Linked DNA regions of Mus musculus: region 1 is linked to region 2. The links are chromatin contacts, found by Hi-C or POLR2A ChIA-PET in ENCODE. All regions are on one chromosome and are shown on one strand. The core of a region is the stretch at or near the end of the contact, and the rest is flanking DNA. Distances in the headings are between cores, read along the strand shown.

Region 1 (5,994 bases), core at 2,208-4,707, 37 kb after region 2:
TAGATGGAAGTTAGATCTTGGAAGTTAGATCTTACCTTGTCCTTCCTTCCTGTCATTCTCTCTGCCTCCTGCTCATCATGAACTGAGACATCTCTTTTTCATCATGGGCCTAGAGTCAACTGAGCCAAGGGCTATGTTCTGAATATTTGAAATTGTGAGCCAAAATAAGTTCTCCCTCTCTTGATTATATCAGGCATCTTGCCATAGTGCTAAAAATCTGACTGATACACCCATGTGTATCACACTAGCTTTCATAAGCAGGGGAGATGGTAAAAGATTCCAAACCACCTAATACAGATTACCCAGCCCTCACAAATGAACGAGGGAACACTTTCCAGAACAGACAACAATACAGACTTTTACACCTTTAAAAAGACTAACAGCATACAAAATCTTTTCTCCAACCACAGTAGAATGAAAGTAGAAATCAGTAATGAAAGCAACAATATACTTCAACATGTTCATAGCTGAGGGCATCACAGGAGAACGTAGAAAATAATTTACAGGGAATGAAAAGTAAAACACAAGATGGCAAAGTTTATGACAAACTGCTACGGCGGGGCTTACGGTAAGAGAGGAGAAAAGGAGTCACCAATCTTTCCTAGCAGAGAACCCTGTGGGTTACAACGACGACTGGTCAGGCAAGATATGCCCATGGGTGCAATAGTGGCCCAAATGTCAGGAAGTAACAACTTTCTGATTGGCTTTAAGGCCCACTTCACAAGTTGAAACCATACCTGATACTATTACCAGGGCCAAGAATCTGTAGCTAGACAGACCATAGGCCTTAGGGAAGAACCTGTTTCTATTACTCTGGTAAGTGGACATAAAATCAAACCAACTCCTAATGGCCTATCCCTATACCCATAGATTAGAGCGTGTCTCAGCCCTCACTATAGAAATTTCTTTTTATTTTTTTATTTTTTATTTTATTTTTGCAGTAAATAGTGATGAACTTGGAGACCCACAACTGGTCAAGGTGCAGAGAATAAGAGATTGTGGACATTTGTATCACACTCCTCCACCCAAGACTCAGGGATCATGGAGAGGGGCAAAGAGACAATGAGAGTCAGAGGTGGTGGATGACCACAGGAGACTGTTGTCTGGGCATAGCAGGACAGTTGCGTGGATGACTCCACAGCAACTGAGATAGCACGCAGAAGACAAGATTTTTCTTTATGTGTATGGGTGTTTTGCCTGCAGGCATATCTGTGCATCACATGCATGCCTGGAGCCTGTGGAGGTCAGAGAGGGCATCACATATTCTGGAACTGTAGTTACAGAGGGCTTTGAGCCACCATGAGAGTGCTGGAACCGAACCTAGGTCTTCTGTAAGAGAAACAAGTGCTCTTAACTGCTGAGCCATCTCTCCAGTCCTTTGGATTAATATTTTAAAAAACCCAGTCAGTAGATTATACTATGCTGTCTTAGTTAGGGTTTGTATTAGTGTGAAGAGACACCATGATGGAGACGACCCTTATAAAGGACAATATTTGATTGGTACTGGCTTACAATTCAGAGGCTTAATTTATTATTGTCATGGCAGGAAATCTGGTGGCAAGCAGGCAGACATGGTGTTGGAGAAGGAGCTGAGAGTTCTACATCTTGATCTGCAGGTGGAAAAAGGAGACTCTTCCACACTGGACGTAGCTTGAGCATATAAGACGTCAAAGCCTGCCTGCACTGGAGCACACTTCCTCCAGCGAGGCCACACCTCCTAATATGGCCACTCCCTATGGGCCAAGCATTCAAACACACAAGTCTATGGAGTTCATACTTATTCAAACCACCACATATGCTAATAAAGTAAAGAGAAAGAAACCTCTATATAGTTACCTGGTAGGTTTTATTTAAAAAAGAAAGAAAGAAAGAAAGAGAGAAAGAGAGAGAGAGAGAGAGAGACATTAAAAACAAACAACAAACTAGGAATCAGGGTAGTACTTCCTTATCTTGACAAAGTGCTAAAACCAAAATAAAACAACAAAATTGAAAAAGAACCTCATAGTTGCCCACTGTAGTGGCTTGTGCCTATGATTAGAACACAGGGGAGGGCAGATGCGGGGAGGATCACCACAAGTTCAAAACCAGCCAGGGCTAGGTAGTGAGTTCCAGGCCAACTTGGACTACAGTGTAAGACTCTGTTTCAAAACAAATAAACAAGCAAACAACTCCCTACCTGCACAAAACTCCCTCAAGATTCTAACTCAGTGGTAAACAGTGGCACGCTGTGGTTTGAATGTGAGCGGCACCCACAGGCTCATACTTGTGAGTGCTTAGTCATTGGTGGCGCTATTAGGAGGTGTAGTTTTGTAGGAGGAAATGTGTCACTGAGGGTGGGCTTTGAGGTTTCAAAAGTCCAAGCCAGGCCCAGTGGCTCTCTCTTCCTGCTGTCTGCTGATCCAGATGTAGAACTCTCAGCTAGTTCTCCAGCATCATGTCTGCCTGCATGCCATCATGGTCTCTGACATGATGATAATGAACTAGGCCTCTGAAACTGTAAGCTAGCCCCAGTGAAATGCTTTCTTTGTTCTTTTCATTTTTTGAGACAAGGTTTCTCTGTGTAGTCCTGGCCGCCTTAGAACTCACCCTGTAGACCGGGATGGCCTCAAACTCACAGAGATCTACTTGCTTCTGCCTCCTGCGTGTTGGGATGAAAGGTGTGTGCCACCACTGCCTGGTTTAGATGCTTTTTTTTTTTTTTTTTTTAAATAAGACTTGCTGTGGTCTTGGTGTCTCTTCACAGCAACAGAAGAGCAGAAACAAATATATCTGGTCTTACCCATTATCTACAATAATGTACTGGAGACATACTGAAGACCAGAGGTCTTTTAGGAGGTTAGGATTCTGTATCTGACTCCGGGTGAGGCACATCCATGAAGATGCCAGGTATACTAACAACATGGCACACGGGAACTGGTACTTTCTGACTTTGGCATAAGAAAACAGCAGCATGACAGTTAGCACAGTAGAGAGCTGTGGACCAACCTGCGCTGTTATGGGTGCTATGATGGCCAGGTAAGATGTGGCAACAGACACAAGGGTGGAAAAGGACAAGCGATGAGTGGGGACAAGGTCTGATGGGGTAGGAAAGCTTCACAGAGGGCATTTAAGCAGAATCTGGAGAAAGTGAATAAAACTCGGTGAGCTGGGCAGAGGCAAGGGTGAGCACACCACGGTAGAGGCGTGAAAGAAGTTAGTGTATTTGGGAACAGTTAGTAACTTATTGCTCTCTCTGGAATGGAGACTAGAAGAAGCCTAGTGAAATGAAGCAAGGGAAGTAGACCAGGATGGACCACAGGAATCCTATTGACCTCATGCCTTTATGGTTACTCCCCTCCCGACCTTCAGAGTCTAGTCTCTAGCCTCATTCTGTTTTTCTTCAAGGCTCTTGACCTGCTATCACCCCACTCTGGGCTTGCAGTCCTGGACTTGACTCTTGGCCTGCACAGCCAAGGACTTTCTGTTTCTCCACCCGTTCACAGCCCAACCAGCTCATAGCCTGTGTGCTCAGACTGGACACATCCTGGCTGGAATTCTGTCACTTCTGTGGCCAGTTGGGGCAGACACGGACTGGAAACTCAGGAATGTGTCTCTAGAGACGCTGACATTTTAAGTAGGAAACTGAAAGAGTGAGGTGGTGTTTTCATTTCTTTTTCTAGTTAGCACAGAGCTAACTTTGAGAGAAATGAGGATGTGGAAAGTGAGTCACTGGCTGCATAACTGGGACTCCACAGTAGGGCCAGTAATTGAAACAACATTTTCCTGGCAATGGAGGGATTTATCTCAGAAAGACTTGGAAAATTAATTTTAATTTCTTCTATATATCTTTATTCCCTACCATATTTTATGAAGTTGTTATTCAAACAGAAAAAAAAAATGAGAAAGCACGCGAAGACAGAATAACAAGTTAAGGAAGTTGGCGATAGGAGAAGGGCAATGATGGAGCCAGGATTAGAAAGGCCATCAGAGTTGCTAGGGACCCTATGGTTCTTGACATACAGTCTGGGAGCTGCTGCCTAGTGGATGTTACTGAGTAACAAGTATGTTTCAGAGGCTACTGTGGTCAGTGGGCCAGCGAACCCCTAGACTGTAGAGCGGTTTAGCATCTGGGACTTGGAGCAAGCTTCTTGGGCTCAGCCCTGGCTCTGCCATTTACCTGAACCTTAGTTTCCTTATCTGCAAGACAGAGACAGTTCTTACTTTATAGGATCGTTATGGTAATAAACTAATCTGATAGTTGTAAAGTACTTGGAACTGCTTAAAGCCCAAAGTCAACATTATAAAATGTTCAGTTTCTAAAATTATCCGGGCACAATAGTTTACACATTTGATCCCAGAATTCAAGAGGAAGAGGCAGGTGGATCTCTGTGAATCCAAGGCCACCTTGGTCTACATAGTGAGTTCTGGGCCAGCTAGGGTTATGTAGTGAGTTCTCTGTCCGCCCCCCCCCCCTTTTAATTAAGACATGTTTAATTATTAGTTACTTATTTTGCCACATTAAAAATAATTGAGTAATTTTTAGATATAGGGCTATGAAAGCATCAAAGTACTATAAGGACACAGACCATTATGATCTGGACTAATCTAAGAGTGAAATTTATGAGATTGGTAGATGTGTAGTGATTTTCTCTGAGAGTAAAACCTTCCATCTTGGAGAGAAACTCCTGAAGACACAGAATGTCAGAAAGAAGGTGAGACAACAGGATGGTCTAAGGGAGATGAAACACTCCATCCTTCAGAGATGTTCCTTAAGCTCAGGAAGTAAACAAAGCAAAGCTTTTAGGAAGTCCCTGAAACTGACCAGACTCACTAGCCCCTTTCCCTCAAACATACAAGCTGTAAGGACTTCTGAGAGAAGAGCTGCTTAGAAGAGGCTCAGAACAAGCAAGCTGCCTGGAGGAGACACAGACCAAGTCAGTTACCTGTTAAGAACACTCTGCCCTGCCTACTCTTGTCCAGCTGCCTGCAGCTATGCACTGTGTTCCTGGTTTCAGGCCTTTGTGAGCCGTCGCCCATGCTGGTGTGGGTTTTTGGTAATGCAGCTGTCTCTGAGTCATTTCTGTTCCTGTAAGTAACCCCTTGCCCATATTCCCCTAAGGAATCCCAATAGAACTCATTGATTCACCAAACTGGACTTTAGTGGTGTCTCTACTTTGGTCTGTCATCAATTTCCTATGTAGAATGGAGAGATGTTTGTTCTTGTCTCCAAGAACTGTTATCATATAATATAAAGACAGAGAATACTATTGATCAGAAAGACTGGGTAAATCTTTTCTGATGAAAGTCAGATACCCAAATAAAACAAACTTTGAGGAAGACAGAAATGGAGCAAATTTCAGAACAGAACAGAACAGAACAGAACAAAACAAAACAAAAAACCAGGGAATGGAAAGTACACTTCTGACTGCATTTGACTAAGGCTTAAAGCATTGTGCAAAGTGTAGATGGAAAGGTTATGTAACTTTTACAGCCGAGGAGCCTGATAGGTTGACACCAATGGCTAGGATCTGATTAGTGCAGCATGTGTCTTGTCCAGAAAGCTGCTGCAAATGAAGAGGTGGAGGAGAGGGAATATCAAACACACTCACCTATACTCTGACTTGTGCGGAAGCTCATGAACCTGGCAGTGAAAACACGGAGTGGCTGGGGTGAATTAGAGACTGTGCTGTGTGTGTGTAGTCGGGTGACAAAGGTGGATGAGAGCTCATGATAACAACTACGTCTGCATCTAGAGATCACCTCAGACCGCTTCTCCCTCCCAGGACAGTCAGAGAAGCTAGATAGTGTGGAATCTATGTTATGTGAAGAGAATACAATGGGAAATGTATAAAGCTGGTCCTTGAATACTGACAAAGAAGTACAGATTTAATGGTACAATTATAGTCTCTAGAGGAGAAAGATCCAGAGAGAGGTAGGAATTAGGCTAGCTCCATTTCCCTGAGGGCATACGTTGACTTTGAGTGGGAGGGGATGGTGGTAGTCATAGTGGTGGAG
Region 2 (5,783 bases), core at 168-2,667:
AAGAGGTTGTACCACGTCCTGAATAGAAAATGGCCACGAACTAAGAGAGAGGGAGAGAGAGCGAGTAGTATGGGAGTTCAGCCTAGCCCAGCCAACCACTTATATCTGACTTAAACTAGTAAACTGTCCAACTCCATAAGCAGACAACTGAGGAATTAAGAATTTCGAGGGCAGGGCTAAAAGTGGGCAGACAGGAAAGGAACTAGGGCACCCACTCAACTGGAGCCAGATGCCTGCGCTTACCCACCTGAAACGCAGCAGCCCTTCTCGGCCATTGGTGGCCTCTTCCTCGGGGAAGAGCAGCAAAGGTGTGGGCGGAAGCCTCGTGGAAGCACAGAATTTCTTGAGTGACTCCACCAACTCCACCCGCCTATCCATCTCCATGAAGCCCCGAGACCAACACACAAAGCTGGGGGGACTATTGAGTAGAGGCTGAGAACGGGGAGAAAAAGCAAGAAGAATGGAAGGAAATGTCAAAAAGAGAAAGAGAAAGGAAAAGACAGAAAGAAAGAGGAAAAGGGTGACACGTGAGGTGGCGATTAAGGGGCTGGGGGAAAGGCTCGGTGTTCCCCAAGAGAATCCCAATGGGTAAAGGGGAGCCTTGAGCTTGGGCCTGGGGAGCCACCCGGTGGCGCTCTCGGCCTCGCCCCCCACTCACGGTGCTACAGGTGGTGAGGAGGTTGACTATGTTGTGGTCAAAAGGTGTTACGTGGTTGGAAATAAGGACCCTGACGCGGTGATCGCGGAGTCCGGAGTCCTCCTGCCGGGCCACGAGCCCCAGGACCGCACACATGGTTCGTACCACGAACCTGGGGACACAGGCGGCGGTGACCGTGCGGTCCAGAGCCCAGCCCAGCCCCGATGCTCCCCCGGGCGCCGCGGTCCGCACCTGCGGAGGACGCTGTCGGGCAGAGCGCAGCTGACCAGGAAGACGTGGAGCCCGAGGAAGAGTCGCAGGACCAGGAGGCAGAGGCCGACCGGCGCGTAGAGCAGTAGCGCGAGCAGCAGGAAGCCGTCACTCGGGAGCCTGTGGCGAGAGGCGACGCGATCAGGCGCCGAAGCTGACAGGACGCGCTGACCGGTCTCTTCCCTCCGCAGCGCTTACCGGTGCGAGTCAAAGAGCCGCTCCGGCCCCGGAGCTGGGGGAGGTTCCATCGCAGCCGCTTCAGGAGAGCGGGGCCGCTGTCGCCGCCATCTTCGCAGGGCCGCGGGGGCCCCTGGGAAGGCGGAGTCTTTGGGCATCCGCCGAGACGCCAGAACCTGAGGCCCGGAGGCGCCCCGGAAGGGCTAGCGTTCCCAGCATGCCTCGCGGCCCCGGGGAATGTGTGTGTATGTGTGTGTGTTTGTGTGTGAGCGTGTGCGTATGCTGGAGAGGAGCGCGTCCTGACGGGACTACGTTTCCCGGCATGCGCTGAACAGCTACCGTCGTGCCCTGCTTCTCCTAGACCGCTTGCCGGGTTCTAGAGGACCGCCTCTGAGTAGGGCGGGCGAGGAGAGTCGAGGCGGAGCTGATGGCTGCGCTGAAAGCGGGGCGGGGTGCAAACTGGAGCCTTCGGGCATGGCGGGCTTTGGGGGGCATCTTCTGGAGGAAGCCTCCCCTGTTAGCTCCTGACCTCCGGGCTCTGCTGACGTCAGGAACTCCTGACTCTCAGATCTGGATGACTTATGGGACCCCCAGTCTCCCGGCCCAGGTGCCTGAGGGGTTCCTTGCATCACGGGCAGATCTGACGTCTAGGACCCCGGATCTCTGGGCACGATTGAATGTGGGGACTTCAGGCTCCAGTGACCAGGAGGCCCGCAGGAGCCCTGGAAGCCGTCGGCGCGAATGGCTGGCGGTGGCGGTGGGCGCAGGAGGTGCAGTGGTGCTGCTGTTGTGGGGTTGGGGTCGGGGTCTTTCCACGGTGCTGGCTGCTGTTCCTGCTCCGCCACCCACTTCTCCCCGGAGCCAGTACAATTTCATCGCAGATGTGGTGGAGAAGACAGCCCCTGCTGTGGTCTATATCGAGATCCTAGACCGGTAATGGTGAAGTTGACCAGGAGGTGTTGAACTGCCGTTAGTGAAGGCAAGGGAGCAGGATGAGGTGGAAGCTGCAGTGTAATGGGTACTTTCCCCATCCCAGGCACCCTTTCTCCGGCCGTGAAGTCCCCATCTCAAACGGATCAGGATTCGTAGTGGCTTCAGATGGGCTCATCGTTACCAACGCCCACGTGGTGGCTGATCGGCGCCGAGTACGAGTGAGGCTGCCTAGCGGGGATACTTATGAGGCCATGGTCACAGCTGTGGATCCCGTAGCAGACATTGCCACACTGAGGATTCAAACCAAGGTGGGGATGGAGTAGGCCAGATCTGATGGCAGCTGTTCTCTTGCTCCCTTCTTAAAATGACCAGTTTTGCTGGCCTTGTTTCCCTTAAGGAGCCTCTTCCCACACTGCCCCTCGGCCGCTCTGCTGATGTCCGGCAAGGGGAGTTTGTTGTTGCCATGGGAAGCCCCTTTGCACTGCAGAACACGATCACATCTGGTATTGTCAGCTCTGCTCAGCGCCCAGCCAGGGACCTGGGACTCCCTCAAAACAACGTGGAATACATTCAGACCGATGCAGCTATTGATGTGCGTCCTGATATGAGGGAAATTAGGTGCTAAGGTTGGAATTGGGGAGAACAGCTGTTGGGTATGAGCACCAACTGACACGTGGTGGTGACTGGGCCTGTATCAGAGGTTGGGCTGCAAAAGGCAGCCTCTCTAGTTCATGTGCTAGGAATGGAATTTGAAAAATTTCCCTACACCCTGTTTATGTCCTCGGTCTTAGAATTCCCAGAGCATGGGATTCCAGATCTTTTTGATGTTTTCTTTCATTTTATCTCACAGTTTGGAAATTCTGGTGGTCCCCTGGTTAACCTGGTGAGTGTCCGTGTTCTTCTAAGAATCCATGCCCCAGGTTAGTGTGGGAAGTGTGGGTTTTCCTCTGATTTAGGGAATTTTAGCTAAGTCTCTAGTCTCTTGTTCCTCTCCTGGTATACAGACAGACAGACAGACAGACAGACTTCTGTCCCCAAATCCTTGCTACTCTTGTTCAGGTGCCCCCATCCTCTGCCATCTGTGTGGGCTAGGGGACAGGGGGCTGTGTCCCTGCAGGATGGGGAGGTGATTGGAGTGAACACCATGAAGGTGACAGCTGGAATCTCCTTTGCCATCCCTTCTGATCGCCTTAGGGAGTTTCTGCATCGCGGGGAAAAGAAAAGTGAGCCTGTCTTACAGGGAAAGGGGTTCCTTTAAAATGGAGGATGGGACTTAGGGGAGGGCATTCACTGGGGCTTGGTATAGAGGGGTGTGCTGGTAGAAAGTAAGGGAAAGAATGTAGCTGGGGGGCGGTTCATTTGTCCTCTTTTATTACAGATTCCTGGTTTGGAACCAGTGGGTCCCAGCGCCGCTACATTGGAGTGATGATGCTGACCCTGACTCCCAGGTATGTTAGTGTGGTGATATATACATATACATATATATGTATGTTAGTGTGGTGATATATACATATATCTATATATATGTATATATATATACACCTATACATACATACACACACACACCCCTACACACACACCATACACACACCCTATCCTTTTCTTGGGTTTTCTCTCATGTCTGTTTTTTCCTAAGATAAGCTGTTGTCTTCTGTCACAAGCACTGTTCCCTCTCATAACTTTCTCATCCCACTGCATCTGGATCTTTCAGTAGATTGAGTACATCCTGCTATTGCTGTGATGTAAAGCCAACATTGACCTAGCACTGGAGGCCCATTCCCGCCCATTCCCACCCATCTCGTTATCCTTCCAGACAGCTTGCCGTTTCTTCGGAACTACTTTCATTTTCCACTTCTATGTCTCAATACCTTATTTCGTAAGGTGGTAGGACCCACCCTTCTAGGCTCAGCTTAAGTTCTAACCCTTCAGGATGACAGAAGTGAAGTTGATCAACACCATGTATCTTTCGAAATTAGCTATCTTTTATGTGTATATCCCACTTCCTAAGCTCTAGAAGGCAGAAGGTGAACTATTAAGATGGGAGAGGGCCTGTGTGGAGCTAATAGTGTCTGTGCCCTTTCAGCATCCTTATTGAACTACAGCTCCGTGAGCCAAGCTTCCCTGATGTTCAGCATGGTGTCCTCATTCATAAAGTTATCCTGGGCTCCCCCGCACACAGGTGATGGGGAGCGTGCTCTGGGGGGGGGGGTTGGGTGGGATGGGATGGGTGGATGTATCCTTGAACTTCTCTGTCTATTCTCTCCTTGCCCCGTCCATCCTCCACAGGGCTGGTCTGCGGCCTGGTGATGTGATCTTGGCCATTGGGGAGAAATTGGCACAAAATGCTGAAGATGTTTATGAAGCTGTTCGAACCCAATCACAGCTGGCAGTGCGGATCCGGCGCGGATCAGAGACACTGACCTTATATGTGACCCCCGAGGTCACAGAATGAATGACTGGACCGGCAAGAGTGTGAAGCTCTTGCCCTGATCTCCTCCTTGCTTTCCTAGCCTAGGTTCTGAGTGCATGTGGGTAGAGGAGGAGTCAGTGAACCTGCGGAGGGCAAGTCCCTCTAACCGCTGCATCAGTCCTGGGCTCCGAAGAACACATTTTATATAAAATAAAATTATACCTAGCAACATGTTACAGTCAAAAGTGGGGGTTGGATCTTCTCCCCCACCAAATGGCTAGAGGTAACGCGGTCCTTAGGAGAACGGAGAGCGATGGGAGCTGACCCTCTTGACCTCCCCTATTCAAGAGAATGAGCTGCTGCCATCCTGTGTGGGGCAGTTCTTTGTGGTGTGTTCTGTCTGTTGCTGGGGCTGTTGGCTGATTCTCCATGCTTGTTGGCCAAAGGTAATGACAGCTGACCCCGTAAAGGAGGCACCAACTTCTGTTTGACAGTTTGTTGCCTGTAGTGCACAGGTGGTTGAGTGTAGGGCGCCTGCTGACATCAGGGGTTCTTGTGGTAAGCTCCTGAGGTAATGGCAGCCTCAGACCCCTGCCATTGGGGGCCAGTGGTGGTTTACAGAGAGGGTGGTAGCATTTTAGACGATCTGGTTACTAGTCTGGCCAGGGTAGCGCTCAAACCTCCTGTTGGCTTCTTCGCTGAAGGCATCACCTGCAGAATAGACAGGCACTGTGAGGGGCTGTCCCTGCACAGAGGCAAGAGCACACACCCATCATGGGCAGTGACAGCATGGAAGCCTTTCCCTCCTGCCCTGCATTCACCCATCTCATCTGTTACCTACCGATGTGGCAGTTGTGCACCCAGATGCGATGCCCGTCGTATTTGCAGTTACACTTCATTGCATTGTTGGTGAAGTCACTTTCTGCTACCTCAAAATTTGGGTTGATAACGACCTGTGAGTGAGGAAGAAAGCTGGTGTGACCCAGCAGCACTCCGACAGGTCACAGGTGTCCTCATCACTCACCCCAAACCCCAGCATCTGAAAGCTCAGGCAGATGCTAGGCACCTGAAGAATGTAGTTTCCTGGCTTCACATCTGTGATGTCGATCCACTGACAGTCAATGTCATGCCTGTAGAGATCCCAACATCCCACGGTGATGCCCTGCTCTCCAAAGTTGGCGCACTCATACCTCTTGGAGACATCTGAAGGAAGTGTTAGATGTCAGGGAAGGGCGGCAAGGCCATGCTTGGGCTTAAGGCCACTCTGTCCCCAACTCACCCTCTTGACACTCAGTGTCTTCTAGACAGAAACTAGCTTTGTGGCCCTCAGCCACCTTGGTGCCATTGGGGGTCAGG

What was found. A loop is a pair of places that touch in the nucleus more often than their neighbours do. ChIA-PET counts read pairs that join two places held with the same protein, here RNA polymerase II (POLR2A).
Region 1: POLR2A ChIA-PET joins it to region 2 with 21 read pairs in Patski. The contact joins the enhancer-like site here to the promoter of Aup1 in region 2. A Hi-C loop is called at or near these places in 8 of 37 maps with a recorded cell type or tissue (CH12.LX, CH12F3, T-helper 17 cell and 5 more). POLR2A ChIA-PET finds 5 or more read pairs at or near these places in 2 of 5 experiments (Patski and embryonic stem cell).

The regions. Positions count from the first base shown.
Region 1 is chr6:83,014,959-83,020,952 of GRCm38, reverse strand. All of the region lies in intron 7 of M1ap (meiosis 1 associated protein), which reads right to left. All of the region lies in intron 2 of Gm32644 (a long non-coding RNA gene), which reads left to right. Among named protein-coding and RNA genes, the nearest start is that of Gm32644, 4.6 kb to the left of the region's middle. Within about 2 kb of position 3,457, at least 1 of the 3 ENCODE cell types and tissues checked has a DNase peak (open chromatin) inside an H3K27ac peak, as active enhancers do.
Region 2 is chr6:83,050,155-83,055,937 of GRCm38, reverse strand. It overlaps Aup1 (ancient ubiquitous protein 1), which reads right to left and starts at 1,417. Exons shown (of 12, transcript NM_007517.4): 1 at 1,106-1,417; 2 at 890-1,027; 3 at 659-809; 4 at 248-432; 5 at 1-40. The coding sequence starts at 1,242. Htra2 (HtrA serine peptidase 2) reads left to right here and starts at 1,367. Exons shown (of 8, transcript NM_019752.3): 1 at 1,367-2,017; 2 at 2,121-2,325; 3 at 2,415-2,609; 4 at 2,868-2,900; 5 at 3,135-3,240; 6 at 3,396-3,465; 7 at 4,101-4,196; 8 at 4,304-4,672. The coding sequence starts at 1,512. The coding sequence ends at 4,469. Loxl3 (lysyl oxidase-like 3) reads right to left here. Exons shown (of 14, transcript NM_013586.5): 11 at 5,707-5,783; 12 at 5,494-5,630; 13 at 5,269-5,380; 14 at 3,372-5,138. The coding sequence ends at 5,065.